Regions from separate parts of the Mus musculus genome. Here region 1 is linked to region 2. A link is a loop called in an ENCODE intact Hi-C map of the cell type or tissue named here. Cell type or tissue: left cerebral cortex. All regions are shown on one strand. Links, peaks and the distances in the headings refer to the core of each region. The heading gives the core; the rest is flanking DNA. Region 1 overlaps Mfsd14a (major facilitator superfamily domain containing 14A). Region 2 holds the start of Rtca (RNA 3'-terminal phosphate cyclase).

Region 1 (2,816 bases), core at 254-2,753, 130 kb after region 2:
GCTAAAGAAAAGACGGAAAGGGAGCAAGCCCCAGAACCCTTTTCATGGGGAGATGGCTGTGGGTAGGCTGCCCATGCCCCTGTAGGTGGCCCCACTTCCAGGCCAGGCTCACGAGGTCAGCACTGTTTTGGACTCTGGGTTAAGTTCACACACACCACATGTCTATGACGTTGGGACAAAGGTGTGTTGTGGAGCTGGAAAAGGATCGGGAAGCAGGTGGTAGTGGGCTGACAAATTATATCATACAAATAAAACTTCCAAAGAATATAGAAGAATTATAACATCCCAACATTTATACCTACCAAGGTTCGGAACCAAAGCCGTACCATGCCAGCTGCAATATTTGAAATCCCAGACCCAGTAAGATGGTGTTCTTATTTCCAATTGACCTCATGAGTAAACTCAAGACTATGGTCTGAAAGACAAACACAGTTATCACAAAAGAGTTTTGTTTTTCCTCTCTTTTAAAAAACTTGCATTTATTTATTTTCAGGAACTGATTTTCTCCCTGATGGCAAGTACCTTTACCTACAGAGCCATCTTGCTGGCCCATGTCACAAAGTCTTTAAAAAGAGACAAGAAAAAGTGTTTCTTTCCTCTAATGAAGTAGCTTTTAACCCACGTGCAGAGTCAGCGCTAGAAAGCTCCAGTCACACTTTCTATCTCCTTACTTAACACCTACAGAGGCCCACACTGACAAACACCTCCGGGCTCCTGATGGAGAGGACCATCATCTAACAGCCTGAAGGAAATCCAAAGCCACGTGAGCCCTGTGGTGCTCTGAATGAGAACGGCCCCCTTCAATCATCTGTTTTCAATACTTGGCCCCAATATTGGTGGAACTGTTTGAAAAATATTAGGTATGGCCTTGTTGGAGGGGGATGCCACTGGATGTGGGCTTTGGGACCTCAAACACCCCACTGTTCTCAGCACTCTGCTCCTGCATGTGGACCAATCAAGCTCTCAGTACTGCTTCAGCATCAGCCTATTTAGCAGATGCCATGTCCCCACCAGCTTCTATGTTCTGGAACTGTTAACCACAGACTCAACTTTCTATAAATTGGCATGGTCATAGTGTCTCATCACAGAAATACAAAAGAAACAAAGATATACCTCAATGCTATCCTATGGCCGCATAAACTTCATCTAAGCCTGCTGTTGAAATTGTGAGGATTCTATGAACTATGAAGTAAGATTCAGGCAATTTATATTTAAGAGCACAGAGTTTGTAAAGACATGATGGGCACAATCTTTGAGATCTTGGATGAATCCACTTCAGTTTTTTTCTTACCAAGTAGAACTAACAGCAGCAAGTTCAGAATTCAATACTGGATGATGAAATGAATCATATGAAGTGCTTAGAGTTGTGCCTAGCACATAGGAAGCATCTCATAAATGGCTTTATCGGTAGATGGACATTCCCATTGTTCTAACGTACATGAAATTCAGCAGGGATTAGGTAGGGCATCAAAACTAACTTTGCTACTCTAACTACTGTGGAACATGCGCACAAAATGACTAAGTCTGTAGAAGCGGTACCCAAATCACTCTCATTACTTCCTGACACATCAGATAATTAGAATGAAAGTTGAAATTTAATCATTTAACTTTTTATGAGGTTTGGTGACAAAAGCAAAACTTCTTTTACAGCTAGGTGTGTGGTGACTCAGGTCTCTAGCCTGAGGCTAGTCAGGAGAACTGACCTATGTTTGAGGCCAGCCTAGGCTACAGCTGAGTTCTAGGTTAGCATGAGTTAGAATCTCTGAGTCCTTGCCTCAAAAAAAGATTCCTAGAAGGATTTTCAAATGAGAACCCATGACCACTGGACCAGACTCCTAGAAACATCTGAAGACTCAGCTTTCTTCTCTAAGACTCTGGTAGAAGTGCACAGCATACAGGACAAAGTCCCTGGGCCTGTCCACCTTGTGGGATTAGACTCTGGTAGCCACGCCACAAAATGCCCCACCCAGTAGCTTGCCAGGATAAGATCAATTCACGGGGAAAAAAAAAAAACTGGATAAAGCTAGTATTTCACATGTATGAGAAAATTTCAACTTTTATTTCCTCTAATAAGATTTTGGGTATGCTCCATCCACTTCCTTATACTGTGGGTAGACAGTATTACACGTGACAACTTACATATTAGGACGACTAGAATTTGTAAACTCCAAACTGCTAAGTCTTAGAGCTATAAATCCAGCATCCCACAAGAACTTGTGAAACTTGTTTGTCATAAGGAGTCACTTCCCTTGCCTCTGGCAAAGGGACAAGTGGCTCACTGGCCTCCTGGCTCCTCAGTCCTATTCACAAGTATCCTGTGCCCTCCTTTCTCTCCTCCTCACACCCACTGCCTCCTAGTCTCTCGTTAGTCCCGATTCCTAGCCTCTGCCCTGGTCTCTTCCAAACGCCCTTGGCTGTTCTCTCGTACCTGCAATAAAGACTTTCTCCTAGTGAATAGTCATAGTTTCTTCACTACACCCTCTTACGTTCTGGGAAAGTGCACTCAAGGCCATCCCTAAACATAGTACTTACACCTCAAAAGTCCTGCTTCCTCTTAAGACTCTAGGGCAGTGGCTCTCAGCCTCATGTTGTGCTGATCCCCAACCTTATCCATCTGTTTTTGTTGCTACTTTATAACTTTAATCTTGCTGCTATAACTTATAATGTAAACAGCTGATCTGTGACCCCATGGGGTCATGGCCCACGCGCTGAGAGCCTCTGCTCTAGGGGCTCACAGGGTAGAAAGCAGGCCCTCGGCATTGGTGCCCCCAGAGTGATATGCCCTGCTAAAAGACAATCACCTTGATGAAATCCCC
Region 2 (2,816 bases), core at 143-2,642:
TGGCCAGAAAACAAGTGTGATGTCTTCCAACAGGAGAACTTTGTCTGGGGCTTTTGATTTCATTCAATGACCACCCCGTGACACCAGTACTACCTAAATTATGTACTCCTCATCCCTAAATTCCCACCTTGAGGCCTCAACCCACACAAAATGTGATCATTTAAACAGGCCTTTTAAAGGTACAATCAACATAAGGGAGGCTATTAGGGGGTGCGGTAATACAATTTGACTGCTATTCTTATGAAAAGAGAGGGTGAGATTAGAGGAACAGGGATGTAGTTCAGTGGGTAGAGGGCGTGCACAGTGTGGAGGAGGCCTTAGGTTTTATTTCCAGAACCACATAAACTGGGCATGGTGGCACACAGCTGTAATTATAGCATCTGAGAGGTGGAAACAGGAGAATCGAAAGTTCAAGGTTATTCACCCTAGCAGAGAAGTTCCGGATTACCCTGGACTAGATGATATCTTGCAAGAACAATTAACAATAAACCTACCATGACAAGAACATGGACAAGCTACCCTGTTTCAAGGCGTCCTAAGGACAACTAGCGGCCTGCCCTATGGACAGAAACGGAGAGCAAAGGCCGCACTCTTAATTGCCGCCCGGGCCTCCTCCCCCCTAGAACCCGGGCTCCGATCTCCGGGCTCCCAGGCCCCCTACCCAAACTCCCCGCCCGCCCGCCCGCCCGCAGTACCTGAGGCCCGGCGTGCTGCGGCCCGCGCGGATCTTCTGCACGCGCAAGGGTAGGCCCAGGAGGCAGCTCAGGGCGGTGGAGACCCTGAGGATCTGGCCGCCCTGTAGAGAGCACCGGGGTGGAGAAATGACAGAGGTTGAATGGAGGCCCCCGCCGCCACGGCTCGCCCCGGCCCCTAGCAGTCCCACACTCACCCCTTCCATGATCCCACCGTCCACCTCCACCCGCTGGCCCTCCATGGCGGGCGCCTCTGAGCCCGGCCGGCAGCGACCACGTCCCTGCTGCAACCGGCAAAAGACGAGGCGCCCGCAAGCCCGCAGGCCTGATAGTGCGCTTCCGGGCCGAGCTCGCCGGAAGGAGAAAGAACCCGCGCCTCCCGGGAAACTGTTGCTGTGGAAACGAATTCCCCAGGGGACCCTGCCGGCAGCTGTACGCATGCGCTCCACCCAGCGCTCAGAGAGGCCGCGCGGGGCGTTGTGCGACTGTGTACCCAAACTAGCAGGGAACTGGGCTGGCCACAAGGGGGTGACACAGCAAAACCTTCAGGCTCCAGAAGCCCTTTCCCCCCAACAGGTACATTCTTCAGTTATCCCCCAGGCTGGTATTTTATTTTCCCAATCATGTGTAAGCACTGCCTTCTCCAGCATCCTCGGGTACCTCAAAGACTGGGAAATGAGGCTGAATTGTGTGATGAAACATCACTGTCGCCTAATTTCGATACTGTACTAACACAGTATTTTGGAAGCATGTAGATTACTTAAATCAATCTGGAACGTGCTCCAAGATGTGAATGGTTACTTGAAATGTTACCGTCAGAGCCTGGCCCCTGGCAGGCCTTAACAAAGTAGGCTCAGCCAACACCTTCTCAGTAGCCAAGCCAAGAAATAAGTATTAATGGAAGGCAGAAAGAAGAGATCTGTTACGTGTGGTCCCATTGGGAAGAGAAAAAAATAAATAAATAAACCTAGTCTATCTTCAGGGTTCTGATGGAAAGCTTAGGTTTAAGTAGAGAGCAACAGTGATTCACATGCAAGCAGTCCTAATCTAGGTGTGGTCCAGGCCAACACTGACCTGCCATCGACTCAATCTCTTCTGCAAAGTGGTCTAGCAGATTTTAGAACTGTAAAATCTCTTCCTGGGGCTGGCGAGATGGCTCAGTGGTTAAGAGCGCCGACTGTTCTTTCAAAGGTCCTGAGTTCAAATCCCAGCAACCACATGGTGCCTCACAACCATCCGTAACGAAATCTGATGCCCTCTTCTGGGGTATCTGAGGACAGCTACAGTGTACTTACATATAATAAATAAATAAATCTTTTTTTAAAAAAAAATCTCTTCTTGGATGACAAACTTGCCCCCCGGCTGGCTCGGGAACTCCGGCTTTTCCCATGGCCTAGCATGAGACTCAGAGAAACTTCCTTGTCTCATGGTCCGCTAAACCAAAGGGAGAGGCACAAACCCATTATAGTGTACAGAAGATGGTTTAGCGGCCTAAGAACCTAAAAAAAGGAGATACCAGTGATATAATTTTACAGACAGGAAATAATAAGACATTGAAGCAAGGCTGCTGTGCGAATATACATGTTGTACTTTTTAAAAATTATTATTATGTGAATGGGCATAATGTGTACACATTCATCTGTACACAGAGGCCTGAAGAGGGTATCGAATTCCCTGTGACTGGAATTCCAGAGGATTGTGAGCCACCAATCACACGGGTGAGAATCTGACCTGGGTCCTATGGAAGAGCAGCCATCTTCCCTGTGGTACCTTGATTATCATACATATTAGATTCCTATTACATAAATATAACACCCTCTGAAGAAAGCTAATCCTTTTTGTTTTTATTAATCACAGTGCTGGAGGCTGATGTCGAGGTTTGATGCATGCCAAATAAACACTGTACCAAACAGCTATAGTCTCGACCCCAGCTTATGCTTTCTAAAGCCGAACTCCTGCTGTTACTTGGGTGGTAGAAGGAAGTGGACAAGATAGAAGTATGAGGTAGAAACTGTCCAAAAAGCTGTAAGTGATATTGTAACCTGCATTGAAGGAGTGAGTATAGGCAACAGAGACACTCAGAACTGGGATTTCCCCAGGAATTCTTCTCAGGTTGGAAGAAAG

What was found. Hi-C counts contacts between places; a loop is a spot of excess contacts. Peaks named below come from ENCODE experiments on the same cell type or tissue, not always from the same donor. Only the 100,000 strongest peaks of a DNase experiment are listed, where the experiment ranks them.
Region 1: a loop joins it to region 2, with 3 times the contacts of the local background. A loop is called at or near these places in 1 of 42 quality-filtered maps.

The regions. Positions count from the first base shown.
Region 1 is chr3:116,635,976-116,638,791 of GRCm38, forward strand. It overlaps Mfsd14a (major facilitator superfamily domain containing 14A), which reads right to left. Exons shown (of 12, transcript NM_008246.2): 9 at 303-415. Among named protein-coding and RNA genes, the nearest start is that of Trmt13, 23 kb to the left of the region's middle. In left cerebral cortex, for the core only: no CTCF peak of the experiment used is centred there; no DNase peak of the experiment used is centred there; H3K27ac peaks cover 304 bases.
Region 2 is chr3:116,507,056-116,509,871 of GRCm38, forward strand. It overlaps Rtca (RNA 3'-terminal phosphate cyclase), which reads right to left and starts at 1,120. Exons shown (of 11, transcript NM_025517.3): 1 at 890-1,120; 2 at 696-796. The coding sequence starts at 934. In left cerebral cortex, for the core only: a CTCF peak has its summit at 1,198 (motif pointing right); a DNase peak (open chromatin) is centred at 1,130; H3K4me3 peaks cover 1,429 bases; H3K27ac peaks cover 1,038 bases.